Regions from separate parts of the Homo sapiens genome. Here region 2 is linked to region 1. A link is an interaction called in ENCODE POLR2A ChIA-PET data of the cell type or tissue named here. Cell type or tissue: CD4-positive, alpha-beta T cell. All regions are shown on one strand. Region 1 overlaps SH3KBP1 (SH3 domain containing kinase binding protein 1). Region 2 overlaps SH3KBP1 (SH3 domain containing kinase binding protein 1).

Region 1 (5,000 bases):
AAAAATAGCTGCTAAAGCACTTTAATTTATAAGCCTTTGCCAGTGTACAGTTGTATCATTGCTAGCATCATCACCTATTTTTAGAGCCTGTGGATAGGAATCCATGACGTCAGGATTCTGTGAACATAAGGTGTTGTCCAAGCAGTGCACCATCCCCCAACTTATATTTGCATGGTAATTGGTTCTGTGGGGTCAGCATGCATGTCACATATTTTTAGTCAGAAGCAAGTACACAGAGACTTGTGGTTTGCTGTTCAATTTGAAAAGTGTTTGAATGAAAGCTTGTCCTGTGGTCTTTTGGAAGTAACTGGAGATTTCTGTAGGGACTGACAAGAACAACAGACGTTTGAGTGTCCATTTTGCAGAGGCTAAACTGGGAGGGGAGAGATTGTAGGCAGGAAGACATGATTATAATCCAGGCAGTACTCCAGGAAACAGTGGTTAAGAGATGAGCTCTCGCCTGTAATCCCAGCATTTTGGGAGGCCAAGGTGGGCGGATTACTTGAGGTCAGGAGCTTGAGACCAGTCTGGCCAACATGGCGAAACTCTGCCTCTACTAAAAAACACAAAAATTAGCCGGGTGAGGTGGCACGTGCCTGTAATCCCAGCTATTCGGGAGGCTGAGACATGACCATTGCCTGAACCCGGAAGTGGAGGTTGCAGTGAACTGAGATCACGCCATTGTACTCCAGCCTGGGCAACAGAGTGAGACTGTCTCAAAAGAAAAAAAAAATGAGAGAGATGAGCTCTGAAGCTAGACAGGTTGAGTTCCAATCCTGGCTCCTACTTGTCTGACCTTGAGCAAGTTTGCTTAGCCCCCTGGGTCTTGTGTGGGTGTCTGAGTAGGGCCATAGTGTAGATTAAAAGTTGCAGTCCAGGTGAAGCTCTTAGAGCGGGGTTTGGCACATGGTAAGCACTCAGATGTTAGCTGCTATTCATGTGGGAGTCTTCTATTCATTTTATTGTGGTAATATATGTAACATAAAATTTACCATTTTAGTTATTTTAAGTGTACAGTCAGTAGCATTAATTACATTAGAATGTTGTGCAACTATCCGTACTATCTATGTCCAAAACATTTTCACTACTCCTGAGAGAACCCTTTAACTATCAAACAGTAACTTCCCATTCTGCCTCTCCCAACCTTTCAGGTAACCTCTAATCTACTTTCTATCTCTATGAATTTGCCTATTCTAGATATTTCACATAGGTGGACTCATACAATGTTTATCCCTTTGTGTGTTTTATTTCACTTAGCATAATGTTTTCCAGGTTCATCCATGTTGTAGCATGTATCAGAACTTTATTCCTTTTCGAGGCTGTATAATATTCCATTTTGTGGATATACCATATCTTGTTTATCCATTCATCTCTTAATGGACACTTGGGTTATTTCCTTCTTTTGGCTATTATGTATAAAGTTGCAGTAAACACTGGCATACAAGTTTGCCTTGGGGGCAAAGCTTTCAATTCTGCTGGGGTCCCTGCTTTCAATGCTTTTGAGTATATACCTAGAAGTGGAATTGCTGGATCAGATGGTAATTCTATATTTAACTTTCTAAGGAGCTGCCATACTGTTTTCCACAGGAGCTGCCCTATTTTACATTCCCATTAGCAATATACAAAGATTCCAGTTTCTCCACATCCTCATCAACACTTGTTTTCTTTTAAAATTCTAGCCATCCTAGTAGGTACGAAAGGGTATTTCATTGTGGTTTTCATTTGCATTTCCCTAATGACTAATGATGTTGAACATCGTGTCACATGCTCATTAGCCACTTGTATGTTTTCTTTGGAGAAACGTCTATTCAAGTCCTTTGCTTGGCATTTATATTTTTTTCCCTTTATGTTTTTAAGATACTACAGGAGGACAAAAAAGAAACAGATTGAGAAAGTAGATGCAGCCAGACTGGGCGACTGCTTAGATAGGGGGATAATACTGAATTTTCTACTCTGGGTAATTGGGTGGATGATGGGGTACCAAAGAAGACAGGCTGCCCTTTCCTGGGAGAAGGGGCAGGTTGGAGAAAAGGTATTGGCTTTGGGTGGGGCTGCATTGAGCTTGGGTGTTATCCAGGTGGGGAGCCTATAGAATTAACTGCCACGGCCATGTGTCCGATTGGTTTCTCTGAAAAAAATGCAAGACATATTTTAGGTTTTGTCTCCTCCCTGCTTCCACCTAAAGAAGCAACTTAAGCAATTCACTCATCATTCAGCTTCTCTATTTGGCAAATGTGAACAATTACTGGGGGAACAATGGAGTCTGGAATTTATGGGCCAGCCTCTCTCCTGGTGCCAGTTTCTCAGCCCTTCAGCACCTGCTCTTGATCAGACCCAGTCCTTCCTAGCCAGCTGCTCCCCACGTGCTGCTCTGAAGCATTGGGGAGTAGGGGTGAGCCTTCTTGAGAACCATGGCTTCTGAGGCTTTCTCCAGGGACCACCCCAGCCTCACAATGCTGGCGCTGCTTCTCCCACCCTTCCCCGGCTGCATGCCATTAGCAGTTATTGCTAAGTAGACACTTGCTATGTCGTCCTCAACCCACTGACTTTCTCTGAGTTACTCCTTGGCAAAGTTGGGTGTTGTGCTCTGTTGTGTTACTGCATCACGTTGTGTCTAGGTGGGGAATTTGCACGTGCACAGTCATACCCACACTGCGATGGAAAATGAGGTTTGAGCAACTGTTCTTCCCCCAAAGAAGCAACCGGTGAGGAAATGAGCCCACTTGGTGGCTTGTTGTCTTTACTTTCAGAGCCAGAGCAGGCTGGCAGCCATCACCAAGTTAGCATCCTGTCATGTGGCTCAGGCGGGCAATGTTTGCAGATTGTCCCCTGATGCCATCTGCCTGTGAGGCTACAGGAACCCCCAGCAACTGCTGCTCTAGCAGGTGCTGGGGCTGCTGAGGTAGGTGTCCGTGTACATATATTCAAGCACACACAGCTTTGTGTGGTGTGCAGAGGTACCGGTGTTGGGCTAGGGCTGAGCTTCGCCTAGTTAGGCCTCTGGGACGCCAGTTGAAACACTCAACCTAGCAAAGCGCCAGCCCCAGTTGTTGGTTTCCGGTGGGGCCCTGGTGAGGGAGGAAGAGAGGGTGAGGCTGCTGTGAACAGAGGCAGCAACTGGGGAATTGGATATGGTAACTAACACACTCTTGAGTGTGCAGGAAGCTGCGGGGAGTGGCATTGTTTTGACAAACTTTTGTTGCTTTCTTTCTGCCTCTGCCCTCTGCTCGGGCCTAGTCATGGCCCTCTACCCAATTTAGCATCTCTGTTCCTTCCAGCGGGGAGCCCATCCCCATTTCTTACCTCATGGGCTCTTTTTAAGGAGCGCATTCCTCATCTTTGAGCTCTTCCTGCCATTCAGCCATGCTTTGGGTCAGCCCCTAAGCTTTCACTTTTCCCCAAGTTACTGTGATTATGGATTCAGACAAGCCTAGAAAATCCTTACTCCTTTGGGGGGAATTCCTGTATACAGACTTATACTTTGTGAGTCACTATTATCTTGGTCTAATAATGCTTTTTAAAACAATTATGTAAATTATTAAAGCAATTTGAAATAATTATATTAGCCATCAGATTTCAGAAATCTAGATCTTAATGGAGCTTTGATTAAGAGTCTACCTAGAGCAGGGGTCAGCGAACTTTTTCTGTAAAGGGCCAGATATTTTAGACTTTGATCTCTGTTGCAGCTACTCAGTTCCGCTGGTGTAGCATGAAAGCAGCTGTACAAAATACTTAAATGCATGAGTATAGTTGTGTTCTAATGAGACTTTCTTTACAAAAGTGAGTGGTGAGCTTTCATTTGCTGACCCCTGATCTAGAGTGATAAGCCATCCTTATTTTTTTTCTTTGTCAAGAGTTGAAAAGCCAGAGGAACTTGATGACTGTAAATGCATTAGAATCATCTTCTTTTGGGTTTAGTATCCTTGTGAGCACAATGGTAATTTGGGAATATGCTTCTTTAAATCTCTGTTGAGAAGAAGATAAATCAGAAGGCTTTTTAAGGGGGTGAGTCTGCTTGGCCAAAGCTTGTCATTGTTTAACAAGAACAGGCTGTCACTTAGAGCTGTATGGTGGCTTTTATGTTTCACTCATTCTCTTTATAGTCACATGGAATGGCCATAGTTACATAAGGTCGCCTCACCATACTGGGGCTTATTCCACTTTATAGGACCAGGTGCTTTTCTAATAAATGTAAGAAAACTACAAAGATACAGAAAATGGTGTTTTTAAAACATGATGTTATGCTAAGTTGGCATTGCTATAGTTCATTTCCAGAAAGATGGAGCTTAAGATAGTCCAAGAGGCATTCTAAAGTTTCAAACTATAATCTTGTTTTCCTTTTATCTGTCCTCACAGGAAATAAAGAAAGAGATGAAGAAAGACCCTCTCACCAACAAAGCTCCAGAAAAGCCCCTGCACGAAGTGCCCAGTGGAAACTCTTTGCTGTCTTCTGAAACGATTTTAAGAACCAATAAGAGAGGTATGGAAAAGGAAAAAGAGGTTCCCTCCCTGCACACAAACAAAAGCTGGAAACTTCTGGTGAACTGTGTCAAACTTTATATTGCTGAAAAATTGAATAGAGTTTGTCCTTTTGGTTTTTGGTATATATTTTGGATACACACATACATACTTGGCAAGTGACTATATGTATAGTAACTGTAATAAAGGGAACTAATAAAAATATTTTTTGACAGTGGGAAAGTAGACTACATTTGTAAATGATGATTTTTCTGGAGCTGTAGATTTCACTTTCATATCTATTTTTATGGATGAAAGGTGAATTTAGAGAATGCTGTGGTGCAGGCCTGAGCCGTGTGTCTGACCGCACTCTCCCTTTAATTTAAGGCAAACCTTATCAAGTTATTTCTCTCTCCAACTGCTAGGCTCCCTAGCGCAGACCCTGCCTCTCTGAGTTTGTGAGGCAGAATGTGCAAAGATATAGCTAACACATCTGTCTGACCAGAAGACCTTTAACAATCTTGTTTTCTCTCTTTTGAGAC
Region 2 (5,000 bases), 78 kb before region 1:
AATTGCTGCTGTCACTGACTTTCAACCTGTAGATTTTTCTCTGTGTAAAGTTGTGGCTTCCATTGGGTGAGGGGAGGAGGTGCCATACCTGTGCCTGAAGCCTCATTTGCGCCACACTAGTCAATTTAGCTAATCAGCCTGAATCTTGTCATAATGTAGCCACCTATGAATATAACTGGTGAGGCGTCCTGATGCACAGAACCCAATCTCCCAGTGATGATTTGATTATTGGGCCCCAGGAACTGACAAAGACTGATTTTTAATTTATTTTTTTATTTTTTTTAGACAGTCTTGCTCTGCCACCCAGGCTGGAGTGCAGGGGTGGGATCATAGCTCACTGTAGCTTCAAACTCCTGGGCTCAAGTGATCCTCTTGCCACAGCCTCCCAAGTAGCTAGGACCACAGGTATATGCCACCTCACCTGGGTAATTATTTTGTATTTTTTGTATAGACGGGGTTTCACCATATTGCCCAGGCTGGTCTCCAACTCCTGCGCTCAAGTGATCCGCCCGCCTCAGCCTCCCAAAGTGCTGGGATTACAGGCGTGGGCCACCGTGCCTGGGCGGGTCTTGCTATGTTGTTCAGCTGGTCTTGAACTCCTGGGCTCAAGTGATCCTCCCGCCTTGGCCTGCCCAAGTGTTGGGATTACAAGTATGAGCCACTATGCCAGGCCTATTATATTGTTAAAAACATACAAAGAACATGTGTCAAAGTTTCGTTGAACTTATTTAATGAGGGAACTAGCAGAATAACAAAACAAGCTCAGTGAGGATATGAGGAACTCAGTGGAAAAAAAAAAAACCTCAGTGGAAAAAGGAATGTTCAAATAAGATTGCTAAGTTAGGTTCAAAACTGGTTCATGTCTTAGAGAACAATAAAATCTTTACCTTTGGGGTTATCATCTCTACCAGAAAAGAAAAAAGAGAAAACAGCATACCTTATCATTTTTCTACATTATCTTCTGACTTTTATAGGATTGTAAAATATCCTAGTAGTGTTAGTTAAATCAAGTTACATTTTCAGAGTCAGGTGACCCTCCTGGCGGGGGATGGGGGGGAGTGTTTATTAAAAATGCAATAGCATGACATTAAAAGGTCACATGATCATCTTTTTTGCCTAGTTTCTAAGTTTTGGGTTTTTTGTTTGTTTGTTTGTTTGTTTGTTTGTTTGTTTTTTTGTTTAACAGACCATGACAGACCATAATATGGGGTACAATAATAGGAAAAACTAGGATGATATCTTAAAGTCATTTAATGAAAAAAAAAAAAAAAAAAAAAAAAAAGACTGCACTTCTGGGACCTCAGACTGCTACCTAAAACAGAAAGCCAGTCACCTATTTCAGGTAGATGTGGACTCTTTCACAGGGGTTAATTTTCCCATGTTGGATTTAACTACCAGTATCTTCCTTTTAAAACCTTACCCTCAGATCCAGACAACATTGTTCTTTAGTCAAGCAAAGCATGTATAAGCAGCCTTTTCTTCTGAGTTCTCCTGGAAGGGACCCACAGCTATTCATTTTCAAATGAATTTTAAAAGAAAAAAAGCCTTGAAACTATAGCTCGGGCTGATGTGCATGTGTCTGCCTGCTCTTTTAGGGGACATTTGTCTGTTAGGGGACATTTGATAAAGTTCAACAGGACACAGGCCCTCAACATTTTGTAGCTCACAGATAGACATGTGGAAGGCAGGAAGCTATGATAGGGGTTAAAAGAATATGCTTGTTGATCTTTAAATTTATCTGACTCTGTCTGTGAGGAAGTAAGCTGTTTTCTCTGCCTGTTTTTGTATGTGTTCGGCAAAAGTACATTTTCCCCTCTGCCTGCCCAATTGTTGATGGGTGAAGTGTGTACACTTGCAGCTTGCATGTCCTATGTGTGCTGAGCATAACCATTCTCAGCTCACTTGCCGTGGCCTCAGCTTTCATTTGCTAGGTGTTTTAGATCTCTCTTTGGCACATTTAGAGCCCATTTTGATATTTGTTTAAAGTGGTTGGTGAATGTGGCTGTTCTTTTTTGATCCATGAGGCGAAAGGCCAGTATTTTGCCTAATTGTACCACTCCAAGATAAAGCTCACAGTTACTTTGTTCTTCTTGATTTATGAAGGGATCACAAATCTACTTCAACAAGTGTCATAAAGTAGAGATTTTCAGGTTACTGTTCTACATTCAAAGACCCTGACATGGACCTCTTTAATCATATTTCACTTTTCTTTAAACTTTAAACTCAAGGGCCATTAATTTTGTGAATTATATGGATGATTGTTTTCAAGATGTTTGTCTCTCTTCACAAGGTAGCAGTAATTTTTCTGGGTGTGTTATGTTATGTTATGTTATGTTATGTTATGTTATGTTATGTTATGTTATGTTATGTTATGTTATTTAGAGACAGTGTCTCCTTCCATAGCCTAGGCTGGAGTGTAGTGGTATGATCATGGCTCACTGCAGCCTCAACCTCCCAGGCTCAGGTGATTCTACCACCTCAGCCTCCCGAGTAACTGGGACTATACACATGTAACCACCTAACCTGTTTTTTTTTTTTAAATTTTTTGTAGAGATGGGGGTATCACTATGTTGCCCACGCTGGTTGCCCTCCTGGGCTCAAGTGATCCTTTCGCTTTGGCCTCCCAAAATGCCAGGGTTATAGGCAGGAGCCACCGTGCCCTGTCCAGGTATGTATTATAATGTGCAGAGCCTCATCTTGCTCACAACATTTAGTCCTGGTGTCCTTGGGCATGTGGGCATCTGCTGTGTGTTAGGCACCAGAGGATATAAACTCAAATGAGATGGACTGAATGGAATATTGTCACAAATGTAACTTCTAGAGGATGATAGTTTTAGCTCCTATGACCTGCCTTTGGGAATTCTGTGCTTTAAACATTGTTCTACAAAGATATTCTGTAAAGATGTTCTGGATTAAAATGCCACTTGAGAAGTTTCTGGCTGAATTCATCCAGCAACTGTTAGAATGTGCTAAATGAACCTACAGTTAGCTTTTTGGCCCTGATGGCTGTGTTACTTTATGGAGTAATAATGGCTGCATTCTATTCAAGGCTTACTGGCTGCCTGGCATTGTATGTATAATCTACCCATGTCTGTCTGTGTACAGTGACTAAAATTTGTTGAGCCCTTACTGTATGCCAGGTAGGAAGGAGGCCAAGCCCTTTCCATGTTTTTTTGTTTGTTTGTTTTTTGAGATTGAGTCTCACTCTGTCACCCAGGCTGGAATGCAGTGGTGCAATCTGGGCTCATTGCAACCTCCACCTCCCAGGTTCAAACAGCTCTCGTGCCTCAGCCTCTGGAGTAGCTGGGATTACAGGCGTGCACCACCACGCCTGGCTGATATTTGTATTTTTAGTAGAGATAGGGTTTTGCCATCTTGGCCAGTCTGGTCTCAAATTCCTGGTCTCAAGCAATCCACCTGCCTCAGCCTCCCAAAGTGCCGGGACTACAGGCATGAACCACCGTGCCCAGCCCCTTTCCATGCTTTTTTATCTCATCAAATTCTTCTACCACTCTATGACAGGTAACTGAGGCATATCAGTGTTAAAAGCCATACTCACAGTCACACAAACTAGTGAGGAGCAAAGAGAGCATTAGAATCTAGGCCAACCAGCTCTGCAACCTGAGCTCAAGCGGGCAGCATTATCTGGGTGTCTGAATTGTCCTGACAGGACTGTGCTCCTCACCATTATTGTCTGCTGTATTATGCCTTCCCCAAGTGTCCATTCAGGTGGAATCATGGTATTTAACTTATTTCTGTCTGCATTTTAAATAATTCTCTTCAAAAGTTGGCCCTTTCAACTCAAAAGAACAACCTTTGCCTGGATTTATGGGCTTGTGTTGTTTTTTCCTACAAATTCTGAAATTAAGGCAATTAGGGAAAATATTTCGTTATTATTAATTTGTAAGCACACGTTGTTTTGCAGTGTTCAGCAGGCTATGCTTTCTAGGAGTTTGACTGTCTTTTCTATCAGTGGTAAATAATCAAGATGTGTGACTATCCAATTGTTCCCCATCCACGGGGCCCTCAAAACCAACCAATTCCAGCTCAAATTATTCTTGAAACTTTAAACATACAGTTTTCTTTCAGAAAAACAATTTCTAAAACTAACAACTGGAACCTGTTAGATTCTGTTGTGAGAAATGTTATTCCAAGTAGGGTCTGGAGTAATTAAGTACAAGTGTGTTACCAATAAGAACCCACATCATTTGGTGGTTTCTTCAGGCTTTGTAACTGTTGTAGTGCAGAAAATGTGGTGGAGGGGGGCGGTCTTGTGACTCAGGGAGAGCTGTGACCTCAGTGAGTTTTAATCGCCTGACTGAGTTGATCGTGGTGATTATGCATAATGGAATCTTATTTTCTTAATGGCAAGATTATCGAATCTTAGCTTGGAAAGGGACTTTAAGATCATGTGTTTTAACCCTTAGCTTTCTACCAGATCAAAATCTAAACCATCTGAGATATCACCGTGATCATTACTGGATATTTAAACTTGTTAAGCTTGGGGCTCCCACAGCGACTCCATGTCAGTGTGTCTCTAACCTGGTCCTGCTCCAGGTGCACTACGTCATCAGAATTTTGTTTTGGGGGCAGGAGTAGGGATAGAAGCCTTAGAATCTTTTAAAAAGTTCAGGTGATTCTGCTGCTTGATCTAAAGCTTGGGCATTCATTTTGCACAATGGTACCGATAGGGCAGTACCATGTTTTTAATTCTAGTTTCTTTTCTCAAGAACATGAATTGGTAGCTGGTGACTTCAATTAGAAAATATTTTCATCTTATTTCTAAAGTAGCTTTATGGATAAAGTATTAATAGCTATATTAGTGAATATGTAAGTAAACACAATCATGCTGGAAATTATTGTAAAAGTTTACTACAAATACACAAAGAACATAGTGCTATGTAAACAGTGCTTGATTTAAGTCCATTAGAATTAATACATTCTGGCTGGGTGTGGTGGCTAACACCTGTAATCCCAGGACTTTGGGAGGCCAAGGCGGG

The links. Peaks named below come from ENCODE experiments on the same cell type or tissue, not always from the same donor. Only the 100,000 strongest peaks of a DNase experiment are listed, where the experiment ranks them.
Region 2: POLR2A ChIA-PET joins it to region 1 with 7 read pairs; 8 of 35 experiments call an interaction of 5 or more read pairs at or near these places.

Annotation. Positions count from the first base shown.
Region 1 is chrX:19,745,798-19,750,797 of GRCh38, reverse strand. It overlaps SH3KBP1 (SH3 domain containing kinase binding protein 1), which reads left to right. Exons shown (of 18, transcript NM_031892.3): 3 at 4,357-4,480. Among named protein-coding and RNA genes, the nearest start is that of SH3KBP1, 140 kb to the left of the region's middle. RefSeq lists an enhancer at 2,687-2,736. In CD4-positive, alpha-beta T cell, no CTCF peak of the experiment used is centred here; DNase peaks (open chromatin) are centred at 147, 1,747 and 2,957; H3K4me3 peaks cover 246 bases; H3K27ac peaks cover 4,944 bases.
Region 2 is chrX:19,824,064-19,829,063 of GRCh38, reverse strand. The region is part of intron 2 of SH3KBP1 (SH3 domain containing kinase binding protein 1); the gene reads left to right. Among named protein-coding and RNA genes, the nearest start is that of SH3KBP1, 61 kb to the left of the region's middle. In CD4-positive, alpha-beta T cell, no CTCF peak of the experiment used is centred here; a DNase peak (open chromatin) is centred at 4,253; H3K27ac peaks cover 822 bases.